Linked DNA regions of Homo sapiens: region 2 is linked to region 1. The links are chromatin loops, found by intact Hi-C in ENCODE. Cell type or tissue: endothelial cell of umbilical vein. All regions are shown on one strand. Links, peaks and the distances in the headings refer to the core of each region. The heading gives the core; the rest is flanking DNA.

Evidence for each region. Peaks named below come from ENCODE experiments on the same cell type or tissue, not always from the same donor. Only the 100,000 strongest peaks of a DNase experiment are listed, where the experiment ranks them.
Region 2: it touches region 1 in a loop (14-fold over the local background); 4 of 110 quality-filtered maps call a loop at or near these places.

Annotation. Positions count from the first base shown.
Region 1 is chr20:1,206,299-1,211,876 of GRCh38, reverse strand. It overlaps C20orf202 (chromosome 20 open reading frame 202), which reads right to left. Exons shown (of 2, transcript NM_001394958.1): 2 at 2,801-5,008. The coding sequence ends at 4,775. Among named protein-coding and RNA genes, the nearest start is that of C20orf202, 5.6 kb to the right of the region's middle. In endothelial cell of umbilical vein, for the core only: a CTCF peak has its summit at 2,243 (motif pointing left); no DNase peak of the experiment used is centred there; H3K27me3 peaks cover 331 bases.
Region 2 is chr20:1,467,548-1,472,071 of GRCh38, reverse strand. It overlaps a transcript of SIRPB2 not described here. Among named protein-coding and RNA genes, the nearest start is that of NSFL1C, 3.0 kb to the right of the region's middle. In endothelial cell of umbilical vein, for the core only: a CTCF peak has its summit at 1,835 (motif pointing right); a DNase peak (open chromatin) is centred at 1,881; H3K27ac peaks cover 1,803 bases.

The DNA of each region.
Region 1 (5,578 bases), core at 1,255-3,754:
TATTTAGGGCAGATGATTACTAATGATAATGAATAGTTTACATGACACATAGTTGTTGTTAGATGACAAGCACGGTTGTGTTTTCCATGGATTTACTCATTTATTCCTCACAAAAACCCCAGGAGATAGGCAATACTATTATCCCCATTCTACGGATGATAAAATCAAGGCATAGAGAGTTTAATGACTTGCCCAAGGGCACACAATCAGTATATTGTAGAGCTGGGATTTGGACACAGGCAGTGAGGCTCCAGGCTGTACTTACGATCACTAAACTATCCTGACTTTAAAAATGGTAGCTGTTGGCCAGGCGCAGTGGCTCAGGCCTGTAATCCCAGCACTTTGGGAGGCCAAGGCAGGCAGATCACCTGCGGTCGGGAATTCGAAACCAGTCTGACCAACATGGAGAAACCCCGTCTCTACTAAAAATACAAAATCAGCTGGGTGTGGTGGCGCACGCCTGTAATCCCAGCTACCTGGGAGGCAGAGGCAGGAGAATCGCTTAAACACGGGAGGTGGAGGTTGCGGTGAGCTGAGATCATGCCATTGCACACCAGCCTGGGCAACAACAGCGAAACTCCATCTCAAAAAAAAAAAGGTAGCTGTCCATTGCGGCACTATTTACAATAGCAAAGACATGGAACCAACCCAAATGCACATCAATGGAACCAACCCAAATGCACAATAAAGAAAATGTGGTACATATATACAGTGGAGTGCTATGCAACCATAAAATCGAATGAGATCATGTTCTTTGCAGGGACATGGATGAAGCTAGAAGCCATCATCCTCAGCAAACTAACACAGGAACAGAAAACCAAACACTGCATGTTCTCATTCATAACTGGGAGTTGAACAATGAGAACACATGGACACAGGGGAGGGGAACAACATATACCAGAGCCAGTCAGGGGTGGGGGGCAAGGGGAGGGAGAGTATTAGGACAAATAACTAATGCACGCAGGGCTTAAAACCGAGATGACGGGTTGATAGGTGCAGTACACCACCATGGCACATGTATACCTATGTAACAAACCTACATGTTCTGTACTTGTATCCCAGAACTTAAAGTAAAATAAAATAAAATGGTAGCTGTCATTATTAATAATAATTGCTAAGATTTACTGAGCACTGCTTATGTTCCAGGAACATGTTGACTCATTGCATTTGCTCAATAGTCCTATGAGGTAATTTCTGTTATTATCCCCACTTTATAGAAGAACAAACTGAAGCACAGAAAAGTTATGCTATATGCCCAAGGTTAGAGAGCTGATAAGATGCAGATCTGGTATTCAAACCTAGGCAGCCTGATGTCAAAGTCCTCCCTTTTAATTACCTATGTATGATGATCATGATGAGGATGATGATAATGAAGAGGAAAAGGAGAAAGAGGGAGAAGAGACGGAAGAAGAAGGAGGAAGAAGTGGAAGACAAAAATAAACCTCCTTTATACCAATAACCTATGATATGTCCAGGTGTCAAAAGTTAAGCTGACCAATCAGATTCCCTCTCTATAAACTGCGACTTAAAGAAATAGCAGGAGAGTAAAATCTTTAGCAGTGGGAGTGGACCTGAAAAGATGCAGAAAGACTGGAAAGTAAAGCCCAACCCTTGACACAGTGCTGTGAGGAAGCCCAGCCACCTGGAGGGTCATGTATAGGCATTCCATCTTACAGCCTCAGCTGAGGCCAGCATCACCTGCCAGAGGGCAACAAATAAGCCTTTGAGATAAATCGAGCTGCAGCCACCACCTGACTGCAATCATTGGAGAGACCCAAAGCCAAGAACCGCTCAGCTGAGCCCAGAACTATGGGAAACATAATTTACAACAATAATAAATGGCTGTTGCAATAATAAAGGGATTGCTGTGTTTAAGTTTGGAGGCAGTTTGTTACACATCAATATACACCACAACACATGGGCTCTGTAAGGTGTCACAGCTGACCCAGGACTGGAAGCTGGCTCTCATGTAAAGGTGTGAGAGATTAGATCATTTCTAATCAGTCACAGTGTAAGTAAGCCCTGCCTTGCCTGCCCTGACTCACTCTAGGTTTCACATCTTGAACTGTTCTTGCTCCTAAATTTTTAGCTTCTGACCTCATGAATCCTTTTTCCATCTCTGTCCCCTCCTCTCTTCATCCTGGATGCTAGGCTTAGGTGTGCAGTCCTGTTTTTGCTGCCTTAGCAGAGAAAACCCTGGGTTTTCCTGAGACCATGATCCACATGCTCCCTCTGGTGCTCACTGTCCTGCATGGCCATGATTTCCCACCCAGACCTCTAGGACCAACGCTGAAGATGTAATTTCCATCCCAACTCCTTGTCCAGCATCTGGGCTCAGCTTTGGCTTTCTCTGACCTAGGATCAGGAAGTGAACGTTGGTTCCAAATGTAGGGTCTTGGAGAACAACAAATATCCCACCAGAAGGGCAGGTTCTGGAGCTCTAGGTCTATCTTCCCAGATTGGAGATGGAGGGGTTGGCAGGGGTTTTTGGTCTTTGGGCCCAAATGTGGAAATCAGGGAGAGGCAGAGGGTGCTAGTGATTAGCATCGGGCATGGGAGAGCAATGTCATTTCTACTTTGCATGGCCAGGCAGATGTCTCTCAAGATAATAGTGGCTAATCAGCTTGTCCATTTGTAATAGTCATAGTTTCACAAATCAGAACATAATCATGCAGCAATAATAAGGTGCCATTCATTAGCCTTTCCAGTGTAACCAAGAATGGTTACAGTGGCAATTGGTAATAATAGCAAAAAGCTGTGTCAGTCTGGGACAGGTAGGAGACAGAAACCACACCAGTTATTTTAACACAGAAAATTTAATATAAAGAATTGCTAACTAGGTATAAAGTTGTTAACTGGGTGACTGAAAGGTTATAAAAAGAACTTTAAGGTAGGAATTGCAGCAAGCATCTGCCATCTCCAGGGCTGAGGGAACAAAGAAAAGAGGCAGAAACTATCAAACTTTAAAACTTACAGGAGGAATTCCCTGGAGTTTAAATTCAGCTATCTGAGAAAGGAACTCAGCTCAGCTGGGGCTGGTGTCTCTGAGCTCAGGAAAGGGCCAGGTAGGTAAGGCAGGGACCCACACTTCAGGGGAGGAGGGACTGGCATCTGAAGCTGATGTCTCTGAGCTCCTGGAAGGGGCCCCAGGAGTCTGGAACCTGGATCCTGGAGAAGTCTGGTGCTTCATGAAGGAATTGCTGCCTGTTGTGAAGAAACATTGCTGGGAGATGCTCATAGGAACAGGAAGCCCACAGGGAAACAAGAAGAAGGAGCAAGCCCCTTTTCTCTCCTCTAGACTTGTAGTCTAACTCCATGCTGTATATTGGCAAAGCCTAACAAACTCTAACAGGGAGCAGCTGGTAACACCAAAAGGTGCTTTGCAGGGACCCAGCTCCAGCATCACAGAGCAGGTATCATTTATATTACCAAATACAAAAATCACAGGTTGATCTGACTACAAACATTATACTTATAATGCACCCCCTCCACTCTGCCTCTACATGCAATCGATTTACTTTTTCAAAGCCATAAAAACAATGTTCTAGCAACATACAGGTAGATTTTCAAAAACAAAAAGGGCTACCGATCATCAGACCATCTTAACACCATGACTTTTTTATTTTCACCTTTTCTGTTTTAGTCTTTCTTATAGGCAGATACAATTTTTCAGTTATGACTGCAGCACCCCACACAACTGAGTGTCTCTGCTGTATCACAAGCCTGGTTGCCTGCTGTTACGGAGGTTGTTGTCACAAACCCTCATTGAATGAAATGCCATTTTCATATTGATTTCTCCTCTTTGATTCTTTGAACATCTGGATCATATTCCTCAAGACCATTCTAGCTGCAAATGAGGGAAACTGCTCAAATCAGCTTAACCAAAAACAAATTGATGTGTGTGGCTGTGTTGGGGGGTGAAATTGACTGGCTTCGGTCCCTGGAAAGAATGCAGGAGTAACTCACAAAACTAGGACCTAAAACCAGGGACCAAAAAGAGCCAGCGCTCTTCCTCTCTGTCCATCTGTTGTGTGGCCCTCTCTCTACTTCTCTTTGGAGATTAGCCTCTTTCCTTCCTACTGCAGACAGGTCTTCTTTACCTGGTAGGAACATGGCCACCAGCAGCCTCAGCCTGAGTGTAATAGAAAGAGCTTCCAGGTAGCAATCTCAGGGAAGGTCGGTGACTGGCTCTGTTGGTTCACATGACCATCCATTGGGCCAATCATCTTTTTAGGGCAACCATGAATTATATCATTGGCCAGGCCTGGTAATATACCCATGCCTATGGCCAGGGTGGTTACAGGGCCTAATATGTTATCAGATGAAGGGGAATGGGAAGGCTTCCTGGGAAGACAGAAAACAGCCACTAAGTCACTACACAGGGGTTGGAATTTTCACCATAGCAACACTTGGTAACCATTACTGCACATCTAGTTCTTTGTTTTAACAATTGCCTTGTGAAAAATTCCCAAGGATAGGGTTACTGCCATGGTGCTTGCCAGAGCACTAGAGCACATTTGTGTTTTCAGTCGAAAAGTGTGTTCACATCCAATACCTTATGTGTGCCTCACCAAGAAATCCCAAGTGACAGAAAAGGAACCAGAGACACAGAGAAGCTGAGTGACAGATCCAGGGATGCACAGCAGATGAGGGCAGAAATGAACCCAGAGCCCTGGCTTTCTGACTCCCATTCCAACACTCTGCCCCTGAAATATCACAGTGAAAGGTTAGACTAATGGGGAGAGTGTTAAAGCCCAGTGTCATCTCCGTCCAGTTAAGGGAGAGAGCTTCGTCTGCTGTCTTCCCCTCGGAGGAGCTGGGCCAGACCCCTTGAGCAAACCGGCTGGCAGCCCCTGCCTTCGGAGCCCGCTCGAGCTCTGATGGGGGATGTCCCTCCGCTGGACCTGGCGTCCTCCCAGTGGGCGCTGTCCGCACGCAGCTCCTCCAGGACACTGTGAAGATGCCTCAGTGTGAGCAGGAGACTCTGATCTTGAATCTGCATCTCAGACTAGGAGAGAGAAGGAGCCTGTGAGGGGATGCGTGGAGCCCTGGATGTTTCCCCATCAAGCCCCTTCCCTCGCTGTCTCATCGGAGACCAGCCCACTTGTGATTCGCACAGCCTCACAGAAGCCGTATCCACCAATGCCTCAGTTTCTTGCTCTGCAAAGCAGAAAGCAAATTGCTTACTTTTCAAGGCTTTCATGAGGACTGAATGAATTTGCCCATGGGAAAATCCTTTCAAGGGGTCAGCGAGGTCAAAACTACTTTGGTTACAATAGTAAGACGTTATTTTCCTTTTTTTGCTTTCATTTTCTTATGAGCATACCATGGAGTTTTCCAGAAGCTAATGACATGTAATGTCTCAACAGACTGAATGCAGGAAGCAGCTATGAGAATCCAGCTGTGTTCTATTAAGACAGACATTAAAGCAATTTGCAACAATGTAAAATGGGGCTACTCTTCCCACTAAATATTTGCTTTGAAAAATATAGTTATTTTGAATAAGTAATGTTTTATTAACATATTATGAATTTGTTATTATTTTAGAATGCATTAGTAAATATATTAAAAATGTCTC
Region 2 (4,524 bases), core at 313-2,812, 260 kb before region 1:
ATGTCAGTGACTACACTCCAAGATCCCTGAATCAGGGCATCCGTTTCTCTCCCTCCCCTTCTGTTTTCTCCTTCCTGCAGCTCTTCTTTAGCTCTTTCCTTCCCTTCCCATGGTTCTTGTCCCATGCTCTTCCTGCCCCAAGGAACCCCCATCAAGGCTGCCAAAGTCCCAGACTTTGTGACTGCTCCCTGTGAGAGATAGGTCTATTCACGCCACTCTCCTCGGGCTCGAGGACCCTCCATTTCCCCCTGCAGGTTAGACCTAGAGCTGGAGGAAGAAAAGGAGCAAACACCATTTGACAGGGGCTTCCTATAACCTGACAACCCAAGGATGGCAGCCCTGCTGCATGCAGTATTGGGGTGGCGGTATCGGGGTGCAGTGAGAGGAGGTGCCAGCCAGGTCAAGAATAGTCCGTCCTCTCCACAAGACACACCGCCCAGAGAGCAGCTACATGTCATTGGCCTGAGAAAGTGGGGAATGCCAGGCCTAGTCAAGCACATTTCTAAATTCTATCTAAATGGCACTGATTAATGGCACTTTGCTACACAGATCATTCTCAACCTTGCTTTCTGACTCAACATTTGAGTTATATCCAGGTTGGTTACCTGTAACTCTAATTCATTCATCTTCAGAACTGTATAGTATTCCATTGTATTAACATATTACATTTGTGATTTCTGTTGATGGATGGAGACCTTAGTTGTTCCAGTTTCTCGCTATCCCAAACAGAGACAGTTTCACTGTGTCTCCTGATGCATGCACAAGTGCACACACCCACAAGTAGAACTGGAGGGTTATACAGGTTCTGTGCTTCTTCAACTCCACTAGATTGGCCAAATCATGCCCCAATGCCATTAAGCCAACATATACTGCTGTTAGACACAGGAAAATTCCTGTTGTTTCAGGCTTATGCCAATATTTCCTATGGTCACATTACAGGGAAGTGCGGGAATCTTCAGTTCTTGTCTGCTTGGAAGAAAGATTTCAGCCAAGAGACACACAGCAAAGGTGAAGTAGCAGAGTTTATTGAAGAAAGATAAAGTACGTTCCTAGAAAGGAGTGGGCTGACCTGGCTGGAAAACAGCATCAGGCAAAAAACAGCAGTAGCAGTGTTTATTTAAAGAGACAGTACACTCTGAAAGAACGAGCCAGCAGCAGCTGGTGCTGGGGGACCCTCTTTATGAGAATCTTACATGATTATTCGTGCAGGGGCATGAGGGAGCGTCACTTACAATCATGTTTTAGGTGGTCCCCCTGGCTGTGAATGTTGTGTGTTTGTACGCGCTAGTAAACACATTGCCTGTCTCATTAGCATTTAAAATCTCCACTCAGGGGTGTGTTTTGTTGTTATTATTATTATTTTTTGAGACAGAGTCTCGCTCTGTCACCTAGGCTGGAGTGCAGTGGTGTGATCTCAGTTCACTGCAATCTCTGCCTTCCGGGTTCCAGCGATTCTCCTGCCTCAGCTTCCTGAGTAGCTGGGACTACAGGCACGCACCACCATGCCTGGCTAATTTTTGTATTTTTTTAGTAGAGACGGGGTTTCACCATATTGGCCAGGCTGATCTCAAATTCCTGACTTCGTCATCCGCCCACCTCGGCCACTCAAAGTGCTGGGATTACAGGCATGAGCCACTGTGCCCGGCTTGTTATTATAATGAGCAAAAGGCTACTGTAGGGCGAGTTACTGGAGGAGTGCACATGCTCGTCAGTGGGAAAGTCCCTACCATGGTTATCTCTGGGTAAGGCCTCATAAGTCCCCTTTAGGGCCAGAGGAGCCCAACCACAAGGCCAGAAGTTGCCAGTGTAGCCATTGTCTCTTTGCTGGCCGCCAGTGGGTGGCGCTGACTGTCAGTGAATGGAGTCTCCAGGACTTCTTTTCCCAAACGCTCCCTTGCCTGCTTATTTCTGGCTATCTGCCTACTCTAACAGTCAGACTTGTAAATGTTTTACCAGTTGGATAAGGCAAAAGGGAATCTCATTGCAGTTTTCATTGGTTCTCACTGCTGACTAATGCAACCAAGCATTAGTCACCGGCTGGCAGTACTGTTATTTTATTATTATTGTCATTAGTTGAAGATGTTGTGAAAAGAGAGACAAATAGTCCCAACTTTGCTGAGGCAGTGGTAGTGTTGTTATTATTATTATTATTTTTTTTTGAGACAGAGTCTCGCTCTGTCACCTTTTGTGAAGAAGAGTGGTAGAAGAAGGCAGTGCTGAGGCTGAGGTAGTAGAGAAGGGTGAGTGGTACCGGCAGCTTCCATGTATAGGGGCCTCTGGAAGGTCTGAATGTCAGCTGAGAAATCAATCATTTGCTCCACCTAGCAGCTCCCCTGGCCCCCTAAGCTATAGAGGGTTTAGCGCTTAGGGGACTGGAGTAGGGGGTCAGAGGAGACACCAGTCCTGGGTACACACAGCTCCTGCCCAAAGTGAAGTCACCACCAGTGAGGACACGGCAGAGGGGGTGCCAAAGGAAGGCTGGGGTGGGGCGGGAGGTGGTGGAAGATAGGATTAAAGGGAGGGGCTGGGGTGAGACTGGAGTGGGAAGGAAGATGGAGATGAGCCCGGAGGGGGCTGGGGGTGAAATGGAGTGAAAGTGGGCTTTGGAGGGTGGGGTGCATTTAGTACTGAGGGTGGAGTTAGAAGGGAAAGTGGGGCGGGGTGGGTCAGGTGCTGGTGGCGGATCTGTGAGGTAGAGGTGAGGCTGGAGGTGGTCGTGGTGGTAGAATTTGGGGATGGGGCTTGGGTGGGATGGGGCTGGAGGTTGGGGGCTGGTGTGGTTGGACATAGGAGAGTGGAGCTAAAGCTGAGCCTGCAGCACCTCCTTCTCTAGTTTTGTTAAGGACACTTAGATAAGTGTTATGTAAATGTAGTTTCAAGTTCATGCCCTCACATCCCCTGCCTTAAACTCCAGTTGGGTCATCTGGAGCTGCTTCCAGAAACCAGCCATAGGAAGTGACCAGCACAGTCCTGCAGTCTAAGGAGAGACAGTGTGGTGTAGCGGTTAGAAGCAGACTCAGGAGCTGTGCCATACCTGGATTCAAAACTCTTTAGAAGTCTAGGTTTCCCCATCTGCAAAATGGAAATGATAACAATAGAACTCACTTCATAGGGTGCATGAGTTAGTGTATCTAAGGCTCTTTGCAGAGTGTCTAGGGGCATAGTAAGTGCTCAGTAAACACTAGCTGCCAGGTAGTGTTATGGGAAAGGATGCCCTCAAGTCCTCTAGAAGAGGGATCAGGGACCCTCTGGCCGAACAAAGAGCTTTCCCTGATGGCACAAAAATGAAGAGGGGGGGTGACAATGAGTTTCAATGACTCCAATACCAGCCAGGGAACTGGACCTTGAGGAGCTGATCGCCTGCAGATCTTTAAGCTGGGGTTAGTCGTTGTCAGTTTCCAGGGTAGAAAGACCTTACTGGTTGCCAATCGTGAGGTCCAGAGTGAGCCTCTAGCTTCTTGGACTTCCTGGAAAGTTGGGGTGCATTTCGAGTTGACACAATGATGAAAGGGGTAAGTCCTAGGGACCGGGGCTGGTCCTGGGTGGCCTTGCAATAGAAAGGAGAGTCTCACACCACAAAGAAAGGACCCTCCTCCCATGCCTCCTGCCAGGGCCTATTGTGGCTGCAACCATGCTCCTAATAACCTAACCCAAGCCCTAACTCGTTTGTCATATAAACTTAAAGGATTTCTTGCACAGTGTTAATAAGACACCGAATTTTCCAGGAAAGCAACTATTGTGTCAATTGAGGGAAGACTGGACTTTGTGCTGTTCATAACCTGATTAAGAGGGGTTTTGACTAAGCCTGGGCACCTTCTCAAGGTCTCCTTGAGAAAGGGACACCTGAACTGAGAGCTGAAGAATGAGCAGGGGCCGACAGAGGAAGAGGAAGGGAAGAGTGTCCCACGGTGGTGTTGGAAATTAAAGCTCGAAGTCTCAAGGAAAACCAGCACTGAAATAAAAGATTTTTCAGCAAAGCCAATTTACTTCTGCAGAAGGGTGCCACTCACACATCTGGTCTTCAGGAAAGCACACCGAACAAAAGAGAGAAGGGGTTTTTATCCCTAATGCGGTTAGTCGCTGCTTCTGTGTCCTGTTCCCATTGGCTGGGGCTGGACTGCGCAATCTAAGCTAATCCCGATTGGCTAGTTCAAATGGAGCAGAAATGTGGGCTACAGTGGTAGGGCAAGCGGTTTCGGCAGGAAGAAGAGTTTCCGCGGGAATGGCAATTGTAGCGAGGGTATCCAAGGGAACAGATGTGAGTTATAGATTAGGACCCGCGGGAAGGTTGTTTACCGTAACTAGGGGTAAGGAGGTACAAAGAACAAGGAAGTTAGGCTTTGAAAATAGAGAACAAAGAACAAGTAAGCTGAACAAGTAAGTTCCTCTTTGGAGAGGCAAGAGGGCAAAGAAGCTGAGGACCCAGAAGACAGGATTGTGCCTAAGAAAGTGGCCTTGGAGCAGAGGCCCAAAGAAAGCGGGGAGAGCGCCTTGCCCATCGGTAAGGGAAAGGTGCTCCAGGCA